Regions from separate parts of the Homo sapiens genome. Here region 1 is linked to region 2. Evidence: read pairs that join two places in POLR2A ChIA-PET (ENCODE). Cell type or tissue: Caco-2. All regions are shown on one strand. Links, peaks and the distances in the headings refer to the core of each region. The heading gives the core; the rest is flanking DNA. Region 1 holds the start of TRV-TAC3-1 (tRNA-Val (anticodon TAC) 3-1). Region 2 overlaps IL15RA (interleukin 15 receptor subunit alpha).

Region 1 (8,064 bases), core at 2,700-5,199, 110 kb before region 2:
GATTTTTTATTTCTTGTAGAGACAGAGTCTCCCTATGTTGCCCAGGCTGGTCTCAAACTCCTGGGTTCAAATAATCTTCTTTGAGCCTCAGCCTCCCAAATTGCTGGGATTACAGGTGTGAGCCATTGTGCCCAGCCCTGGCTCTTCTTGTTTTTGTTTGTTTGTTTTTTGAGATGGAGTTTTGCTCTTGTCACTGGAGTGCAATGGTGTGATATCGGCTCACTGCAACCTCCGCCCCCTGGGTTCAAGCAATTCTCCTGCCTTAGCCTCCCAAGTAGCTGGGATTACAGGCGCCCGTCACCACGCTCGGCTAATTTTTTTGTACTTTTAGTAGAGATGAGGTTTTGCCATGTTGGCCAGGCAGGTCTCAAACTCCTGACCTCAGGTGATCCACCTGCCTCGGCCTCCCAAAGTGCTGGGTGTGAGCCACCACACCCGGCCCTGGCTCTTCTTTCAGAGGTTGATTCTTGAAGGTGAAGACAGACTCTTTGTTCGCTGCTCCTCCCCTGTATCATTCATTCATTCAGCAAACATCCACAGAGGATCTCCTCCACGCCTGGCACACAGCAGGCATGGACACTGCTCTTGGGGACCTTCCAGTTTTGTAGGAAAGGATGCTATTCAAAAACCATATGAACGAATATTGTCAATACCTGGAAGGAATGTTACAGAGTGCTGAGAGAATTTGTCAGGAAGGGCCTGCTTTTATTTGTTGATATTTATTTACTTATGGTAGACATGGGGTCTTGCTATGTTGCCCAGAATGGTCTTGAACTCCTGGGTTCAAACGATCTTCCCACCTCGACCTCCCAAAGTGCCTGGCCTGATTTTTAGTTTTAATCCTTTATTTTTATTTTTATTTTTTTAGAGACAGGGTCTCATTCTGCTGCCCAGGCTGGAGTGAAATGGTGCAATCATAGCTCACTGCAGTGTCGAATTCCTGGGCTGGAGCAATCTTCCCATCTGAGTCTCGAGTAGCTGGAATTACAAACATGTGCCACTACGCATAGCTTTATTTACTGATTTTCTTTTTTATTTACTGATTTTCTTTTCTTTTTTCTTTTTCGAGACAGAGTCTTGCTCTGTCACCCAGGCTGGAGTGCAGTGGCGCGATCGCAGCTCACGGCAAACTCTGCCTCCCAGGTTCAAGCAATTCTGCCTCAGCCTCCTGAGTAGCTGGGATTACAGGCATCTACCACCACAGCCGGCTAATTTTTGTATCCTTTTTTTTTTTTTTTGGAGATGGAGTCTTGCTCTGTCACCCAGGCTGGAGTGCAGTGGCACAATCTCGGCTCACTGCAAGCTCCGCCTCCCGGGTTCATGCCATTCTCTCGCCTCAGCCTCCGGAGCAGCTGGGACTAAGGGCGCCCGCCACCACGCCCGGCTAATTTTTTTGTTCGTTTGTTTTTTAGCAGAGACGGGGTTTCACCGTGTTGGCCAGGATGGTCTCAAACTCCTGACCTCGTGATCCGCCCACCTTGGCCTCCCACAGTGCTGGGATTACAGGCGTGAGCCACCACACCTGGCCTATTTATTGATTTTTTACAACCACTTTATTGAAGTATGAGTGACATACAAATATGCGCATATTTAGTGTATACAGCTTGATGAGTTTGGGGATAAGTATGCACCCGTGAAACCATCACCAAAATCTATGTTAGAAACATACCCATGACCTCCAAAGGATTTCTCCTGCCATCTTTATTATTATTATTATTATTTTATTTATTTATTTATTTTTTTGAGACGGAGTCTTGGTCTGTCGCCCAGGCTGGAGTGCAGTGGTGCCATCTCGGCTCACTGCAAGCTCCTCCTCCCGGGTTCACATCATTCTCCTGCCTCAGCCTCCCGAGTAGCTGGGACTACAGCCACCCGCCAACATGCCCAGCTAATTTTTTTGTATTTTTAGTAGAGACAGGGTTTCACTGTGTTAGCCAGGATGGTCTTGATCTGCTGACCTCGTGATCCGCCTGCCTCGGCCTCCAAAAGTGCTGGGATTACAGGCGTGAGCCACCGCGCCCGACGTATTTTTTATTATTATTGTGATAAAAATACTGCAATGATCAGAATGTTTGTGTTCACAGGTGGAACAATTCATAGGTGGAAACCCTAACTCCCAAGGTGACGGTATTAAGAGGTGGAGCCTTTGGGAGGTGATGAGGTCATGAGAGTGAGGCCCCCATGAATGGGATTCGTGCTTTTTTTTTTTTTTTTTTTTTTTTTTTGAGACAAAGTCTTGCTGTGTCGCCCAGGCTGGAGTGCAATGGTGCAATCTCAGCTCACTGCAACCTCTGCCTCCCGGGTTCAAGCGATTCTCCTGCCTTAGCCTTCCGAGTAGCTGGGACTACAGGCGTGCATCACCGTGCCCAGCTAATTTTTGTATTTTTAGTAGAGATGGAGTTTCACTATATTGGCCAGACTGGTCTCAAACTCTTGACCTCATGATCCGCCCGCCTCGGCCTCCCAAAGTGCTGAGATTACGGGCGTGAGCCCCTGTGCCCTGCCAGGTTTGCTGTTTTTAGATGCCACATATGAGTGAGATCTTACAGTGTTTGTCTCTCTGAGCCTGGCTTGTCTCACCCTAACATCACGTCCTGCAGCTTCATCCACGTTGGCACAAGTGACGTGACAGGATTTCAGGAAGGATTTTTAGAGTGGAATCAGCGATGGTTCCTGTCCAGGGAGAGACATTCAGGCTGTGGCAAGAAGGGCGAATAGGAATCAAACTCATGACAAGTTGAGAAAAGAAATTTCCAGGAAGACACTGAGGTGGAAGGAAATCGGCTTGGTCCGTTTTGTTTGAGGAACTGAAAGGAGGCCTGGGGCGTGAAGAGAGGGTGAGTGAGAGGCGTCTGCGGTGACAGACTGGGCTGTCCCTCTGGCCTCCTTGGCAGTTCTACCCTGAGAAGTAAGAGGCAGGGAGGGGCACAAGCTAATCTGTTTCTAGCTTTCCCAGGCTGCTCTGTGAGAGTCACAGAAAGGGAAGTACAAAAGTAGAAGTAGGCTGGGCACGGTGGCTCACGCCTGTAATCCCAGCACTTTGGGAGGCTGAAGCGGGCGGATCACTTTAGGTCAGGAGTTAAAGACCAGCCTGGCCAACATTGTGACCCCCACCTCTACTAAAAAAAAAAACAAAAATTAGCTGGGCGTGGTGGCAGGTGCTTGTAGTCCCAGCTACTCAGGAGGCTGAGGCAGAAGAGTCGCTTAAACTCAGGAGGTGGAGGTTGCAGTGAGCCGAAATCACACCCCCTACACTCCAGCCTGGTGACAAAGTGAGACTCTGTCTCAAAAACAAAAACAAAAACAAAAGAAAACAAAAAAGTAGGGCCGGGTGTTGTGGCTCACGCCTGTACTCCCAGCACTTTGGGAGGCCGAGGAGGGCAGATTACCTGAGGTCGGGAGTTGGAGACCAGTCTGACCAACATGAAGAAACCACATCTCTACTAAAAACACAAAATTAGCCGGGTGTGGTGGCACATGCCTGGAATCCCAGCTACTCGGGAGGCTGAGGCAGGAGAATCGCTTGAACCCAGGAGGCGGAGGTTGCGGTGAGCTGAGATCACGCCGTTGTACTCCAGCCTGGGTAACAAGAGCAAAACTCTGTCTCAAAAAAAAAAAAAAAAAAAAAAAGTGGAAGTAGCAAGGCCAGTGATGAGGCCATCCCAGTAACTCAGCCAAGGGAAACATGGCAGAGCCCATGTCTGAAAGGTGCTCCCGCATTTCCACTCCCACCTGTTCTTCCAGAACTTTACCACTCCCATCAAGAGGTGGAGTCTACTTCCCTCACCTTGAACCCGGGCGAGACTTTGACTGCCTTGACAAATGGATGTGGCAAAGCGACGTTGCATGACTTTTTTTTTTTTTTTTGAGATGAGTTTCACGCAGTCTCAGCTCACTGCAACCTCTGCCTCTGGGTTCAAGTGATTCTCCTGCCTCAGCCTCCCGAGGAGCTAGGATTACAGGCAGGAAAACAACAGACCACACCATGGTTCCACTGGGGCTTGAACCCAGGACCTTCTGCGTGTAAAGCAGATGTGATAACCACTACACTATGGAACCACAGGCTAGCTGAGTTTCAAAGCTAGACTATGAGGCCATGAGGCTGGGCACAGTGGCTCACACATGTAATCCGAGCACTTTGGGAGGCCAAGGTGGGTAGATCACCTGAGGTCAGGAGTTCGAGACCAGCCTGGGCAACATGGCAAAACTCCGTCTCTACTAAAAATACAAAAAAAATTAGCCAAGCGTGGTGGCATGTGTCTGTAGTTCCAGCTACTTGGAAGGTTGAGGCAGGAGAATTGCTTGAACCAGGGAGGCAGAGGTTGCAGTGAGCTGAGGTCGTGCCACTGCACTCTAGCCCGGGCAACAGAGCGAGACCCTGTCTCAAAAAAATAAATAAATAAATAAATACATAAATAAAGTTAGGCTATGACAGGCAATATGGCCTTGCCTGGCGCTCCCTCCCTCTCTCTCAGCTCACACCAGCCCACATGGAGAGACCGAGGGAGAGGCCCATGTGAGGAGGAACTGAGGTCGTCAGCCAGCAGCATCTGCCAGACATGGGTGATTTCAGCCTTCAAATCTTCCAGCTGCAATCCCCAGTCCCTGGGAGCAGAGACAAGCCATCGCTGCTGGACCCTGTCTGAATTCCTATACATAGAATCCATGAGCATAACAAAGGGCTGCTTTACACGGCTAGATTTGGGGGTAATTTGCTGTGCAGCCACAGTACCTGGAACAAGAGGACAATGGCTGGAGTTGCCTAGTGGCTGTCGGTGGGCTTGTTGAAAGTGGACCTATTTGAGATGCTGAATAGAAATTGAATTAACAAGATGTAGTCATGAAAGGGACAGAAAATGTCTTAATTATAAAAAAATTATAAAGACCCAGCCAGGCGTGATGGCTCATGCCTGTAATGCACTTTGGGAGGCGGAAGCGGGCGGATCACCTGAGGTAGGGAGTTTGAGATCAGCCTGACCAACATGGTGAAACCCCGTCTCTACTGAAAATACAAAATCAGCTGTGCGTGGTGGCGGGCACCTGTAATCCCAGCTACTCAGGAGGCTGAGGCACGAGAATTGCTTGAACCCAGGAGGCAGAGGTTGCAGTGAGCCGAGATTGTGTCATTGCACTCCAACCTGGGCAACAAGAGTGAAACTCCGTCTCAAAAAAAAAAAAAATAAATAAACAAATATAAAGATACAAACCAGGCACGGTGGCTTACGCCTGTAATTCCAGCACTTTGGAAGCTGAGGTGGGTGGATTGCTTGAAGCCAGGAGTTTGAGACCAGCCTGTCCAACATGGTGAAACCCCGTCTCTACTAAAAATACAAAAATTAGCCAGGTGTGGTGGCACACACCTGAGTGTGTGTGTACCAGCTTCTCAGGAGGCGGAGGCATGAGAATGGCTTGAACCCAGGAGGCGGAGGTTGCAGTGAACCGAGGTCATGCCACTGCACTTCCATCCCCAGGGAGGGAAGGAGCAAAAGAAAACTAGGAAAAGGGGCTAAAAATGGTGCTTGTCTCACTGCTTTCTTCAGTTGAGCTCTTCTTGGTCTTGTGCTGGTAACTTGATGATTTTCATTCGCCTTTGACGACTCAGCCCATTAAGCCAAAGAGGCTCACCTGGTGCTACTCAGCCTGGGTGACAGAGGGAGACTATGTCTCAAAAAAAACAAAAAACAAAAAATACAAATAAAGATATGAAGGAAGGCCCAGTTAGAATACATTTTTGAAAATACTTCTTTACATTTTTAATGACGCATGCATTTCATATTGAGAGCTTCATTCTTTCGGTTTAATAATTTGATCCTTGTTAAAATGCAGACAATTGGCTGGGCATGGTGGCTCATATCTTTGGGAGGCTGAGGTGAGCAGATCACTTGAGCCCAGGAGTTTGAGACCAGCCTGGGCAACATGGTGAAACCCTGTCTCTACTAAAAAAAATACAAAAAAATAATTAGCTAGGTGTGGTGGTGCCTGCCTGTGGTCCCAGCTACTTGGGAGCCTGAGGTAGGAAGATCGCTTGAACTCAGGAGTCAGAGGCTGCAGTAAGCCGGGATCACACCCCTGCACTCCAGCCTGACAGTGAAATCCTGTCTCAAAAAAAAAAAAATGCAGACAACTCAAGGATTGATAAAATTTGAAATTTTTTCATTAACACCTTAGCATGAATGAAGACTGAAACCTAGTTTTCTTTTTGATAAAGACAATGGAGGCGTCCAAGGGCTAAGGACATACATCCCCAGGGAGGGAAAGAGAAAGAGAAAAAGTAGGAAAAGGGGCTAAAAATGGTGTTTGTCTCACTGCTTTCTTCAGTTGAGCTCTTCTTGGTCTTGTGCTGCTAACTTGATGATTTTCATTCGCCTTTGACGACTCAGCCCATTAAGCCAAAGAGGCTCACCTGGTGCGACTGTTACTCACAATGGCTCACACGTGTTGGGTGCACGTGCTGGGCCAAGCATCATGCACGCTGTAAGGTATATAGATGTGATTTGGTCAAGGTAGAGACCGAGGCGGATATACAGGCCTGCACGGCTCAGTGAGTTTGGTGCGCAGGCGCACACCTCCGCTTGTTACATAACCTGTTTGTGTAAGTTCATACTTGGCTCTGAGCCACTATTGTCTGTAAAAGGTATAACTGCCCTGCTGACGCCGTACAGGTGCTTTTGAGGCTCAGCTTGGCTCGACATGGCTTGATGTGGTGGGTGCGCTGGCGCCCAGAGAAAGGGAGACAGCCAAAGCTGTCCATCTTGTAGACAGACAGGAGGGAGCCAGGACACAGCTCTGCTTGCTTGTGCCAGAGAAAGAAAGAGTTAAGCTGCTGACCCTGAAGGCAAGGGAGAGCCGGGGGTCACAGGAGCCACAGAGCCAAAGCAAATAGCAGAGATAAAGGTGGACAGGGTGAGAGAGCTAATGTGAGTAAGCTGCTAATAAAAAGCCATTGATGAGAACTGCTGCTGAATAAAACCATATTCACCTGCCTAGGCCCCCTGCACCAAAGCGTTTCTGCTCATCCACCCCACTCACCTTGGACTTCAGCATGGGCTGGACCTGGACCGGGGTCTGACACACACCAACTCGGTTAATCCTCACAGTAAACCTGGGAAGGAGGTGCCATTTTGCCCATCGTTTACCAGGACACTGAGAGGCAGGGAGTGTGACCTGCATGAGGTCACTTGGAGCATCACTGTAGGGGACTAACACCCTACACGGCTATGCGGCCTTGTTCTCTGCTCCGAATGCCATCTTCACAGATTGTTCTCATGTCCCTTACAACTGCGTATCTATAAATAAGTGGATTTGCTCTCTGGTCTCTAAGACTTTAAAAGCTAAGGTTAAGGAGTGTGTGTGTTAGGGGAAGGGTGGGGACAGCAGCAAAGACTTGCACAGATAATTGTCCCCAAATAGTCTCAATGAAGGCACCTCTGATAAGGGCATATGGCAAAGCCCTGAACCATCCCTAAATTTCAATTTTCTTCTAGCAGTCATATGACTGATCTATGGTCAGGAGGATGTGAACAGAAATGATCTACATGCCTTCTGAAAAAAAGGGGGCATGCATAGCCTCCCTTTCATTCTTTTTTCTTTTATATATTTTTTTTATTTTATTTTTTTCGAGACAGGGTCTCACTCTGTCTCCCAGGCTGGAGTGCAGAGATGCAATCTCAGCTCACTGTAATCTCTGCCTCCCGGGTTCAGGCGATTCTCCTGCCTCAACCTCCCAAGTAGCTGGGAGTACAGGTGTGTGCCACCATGCCCAGCTAATTTTTGTTTGTTTGTTTTGAGATGGAGTTTCGCTCTTGTTGCCCAGGCTGGAGTGCAATGGCACGATCTCGGCTCACTGCAACCTCCGCCTCCCAGGTTCAGGAGATTCTCCTGCCTCAGCCTCCCGAGTAGCTGGGACTACAGGCATGTGCCACCATGCCCGGCTAATTTTGTATTTTTAGTAGAGATGGGGTTTTTCCATGTTGGTCAGGCTGCTCTCCAAGTCCCGACCTCAGCTGATCCACCCATCTCACCCTCCCAGAGTGCTGGGATTACAGGCAGGAGCCACGGTGCCCA
Region 2 (2,500 bases), core at 1-2,500:
GAAGGCCTCACGCCCCTTAATCCTGTGTCACCACCTTTCATATAACTTGCCCTACGCTCACTGCCAATGCTCCAGGGCTCCCTGCACAGGACGCACCAAGGCATCCTCAGCCAAGTGCCCACGGTCGTGCCAGCTCGGGTCAAAGGCTGCTGTCACATCGGGGCTTCTGACTGCACCATTGTGTCTCGACAATGGCCATCGGACCAGGTATTGGGGATGCGAAGGTGGGGCTGGGAGAGCCTACTTGATCATTCTCCTCCTTGGGTGAACCAGGTGTGACTCAGATCAAAGGGGTTGTAGAATTACTTCAAGTTTAAATGGAGCCAGCCCCTCAACCCCTTCCTCCCTGTGCAGGTGACTCACTAGGAGGGAACCTTGTTTAGCTGCTTCTTCCTCCCTTAAGATGCAGGCCTCAGCCTTGGCCACTTAAGAACCACCTGTGGGCTGGGTGCAGTGGCTCACACCTGTAATCCCAGCACTTTGGGAGACTAAGGCTTGCGGATCACCTGAGGTCAGGAGTTTGAGACCAGACTGACCAACATGGTGAAACCCTGTCTCTACTAAAAATACAGAAATTAGCCAGGCGTGGTGGTGCACGCCTGTGATCCCAGCTACTTGGGAGGCTGAGGCAGGAAAATCACTTGAACCTGGGAGGCAGAGGTTGCAGTGAGCCAAGATTTCACCTCTGCCCTCCAGACTGGGCAATAGAGCAAGACCCCATCTCAAAAAAAAAAAAAAAAAAGATCCACCTGGGGCTGGAGAGGCGTGAGTCCCAGATTGCACCCAGGCCAACTGGAGTGCCCAGGTGATGTCAGTGTGTACCCACGGCTGACAACTGACACTCCGCAAAGGATGGCTGAGTCCTGTAGTATGAATGACAACAGACAGGCCCATCCCCCCGGGGGCAAAGGAGTAGACAGGACCAGGGAAAGCCACAGGCTGGACGATGCAACACTAAAGCCAAGAGTGAACTGTAGCACAAAGGTATCATAGCATGCAGGGCGGAGGATCCCAAGAAAGCATCCAAGATTTCAAATTTTCTGAACACTGAGAAAGCGCTGAGGAAATTGGGCCTGACAAGCACCAAAGACTCTGTTGAAACACAGGACACTGGCAGCTTCAGGCAGCGCCTCTATAATAGAGCAGTCACTGGGATGTGCTGGTGTTTAGGTCTGGTGGGGGCAGCTCTCCACAGGTCTCTCACATTTTTGCACATCTTGCAGACAGAGGAGCTGATGGCCCTTTCTCTGGACCATCCTCTCAAGGGTGCTTCTACAGCAAGCGCCTTGGAAGACGGGGACATGGTCTCCCCTGGAGCAGAGAGCAGGTGTGATTACTGCCCATGACAAAACGCTTGGGTCTCGGAAGCCCAGGCTTCCTCTCCCACAGTGCAGCCCGCTGAGTGGACAGGCATCTGTTCAGGCCCAACTGTGCTGCCCCTGCTGGCTAGGGGACGAGGGAATTGATGTAAACATGCTGAAGCTCCCGCTGCCTGCTGGCCTCCCATCCTGGAGTGCCCTCTTTTCTGCCAGCACCCATGAAAATGTTGAGGGCTAACACACATGCAACCTCAAACCTCAGTCTGCTTTCAGTTCTTGACAAAGATAAGTGTCTACAACTAAATTTGATATGACATATTAGTGAGTTTTAAACCACTATTAATTCTGCACATATAACACCTGGATATCAAGCAACTTTGATTTGAAAAAGAAAATTAAGTTGGACGTTCTTATTCTTGATTGAATAAGACGTTTGCGCTATTGCCTAAGTCTGCAGTGGCACACCACAGAGGTCCGTGAGTCTGCAGGATTGGTGAGCGGGCCTCTGGGTGTTGGGAGGGAATGAATGTCCTCGAGAAGTTTCTGACCTTCCTACCTTTTCCAGAAGGGGAGAGGCTCTCTGGCTGTGGGGTCACCCCTGCCGTCGTTACTGTGGAGGGTGGCGCTGGCCTTTGGTGAACCAGGGCAGGGTCTCCTAGAGAGAGGATAACCACATGGCACTTATGATCCTGAGCCTGGAACCTGGGCTGGCTTCAGAACGGGATACAAATAAAATATATCAACACATGAACTTACAGTGGAGGCCTCTGGCTTCCTCAGACAGGTTAAAAGCATAAGAAACAATGTTTCCCCACCCGAATGCAAAGATAGACTGCAAACTATTTTTCTTGCATTTCCAAAAAGACTGCACAAGTTAAATATCAAATTTATTTTGGCTGAGATTATATTAATGATATCAATTCAATTTTATAATGCTGGTTATTCTTGGGAGAATAAATGATCACTCAATAGATTCTATTTTGTTTGTTTGAGACAGGGTCTTGCTCCGTTGCCCAGGTTGGAGTGCAGTAGTGTGATCACAACTCACTGCAGCCTTGACCTCCCGGGCTCAAGAGATCCTCCTGCCTCAGTCTCCTGAGTAGCTGGGACTACATGTACGTGCCTCAATGCCCAGGTAATTTTTATCTTTTAATTTTTTTGGTAGAGACAGGGTCTTGCTA

Evidence for each region. Peaks named below come from ENCODE experiments on the same cell type or tissue, not always from the same donor. Only the 100,000 strongest peaks of a DNase experiment are listed, where the experiment ranks them.
Region 1: POLR2A ChIA-PET joins it to region 2 with 13 read pairs; 3 of 35 experiments call an interaction of 5 or more read pairs at or near these places.

Annotation. Positions count from the first base shown.
Region 1 is chr10:5,849,725-5,857,788 of GRCh38, forward strand. It overlaps TRV-TAC3-1 (tRNA-Val (anticodon TAC) 3-1), which reads right to left and starts at 4,059; the gene lies at 3,987-4,059. RefSeq lists enhancers at 2,578-2,627, 2,758-2,847, 2,942-3,111, 3,368-3,427, a cis regulatory region at 3,027 and a silencer at 3,908-4,108. In Caco-2, for the core only: no CTCF peak of the experiment used is centred there; a DNase peak (open chromatin) is centred at 3,922.
Region 2 is chr10:5,961,868-5,964,367 of GRCh38, forward strand. It overlaps IL15RA (interleukin 15 receptor subunit alpha), which reads right to left. Exons shown (of 7, transcript NM_002189.4): 3 at 1,876-1,974. It overlaps LOC107984200 (a long non-coding RNA gene), which reads left to right. Exons shown (of 3, transcript XR_001747348.2): 1 at 1-207; 2 at 2,317-2,454. Among named protein-coding and RNA genes, the nearest start is that of IL15RA, 14 kb to the right of the region's middle. In Caco-2, for the core only: no CTCF peak of the experiment used is centred there; no DNase peak of the experiment used is centred there.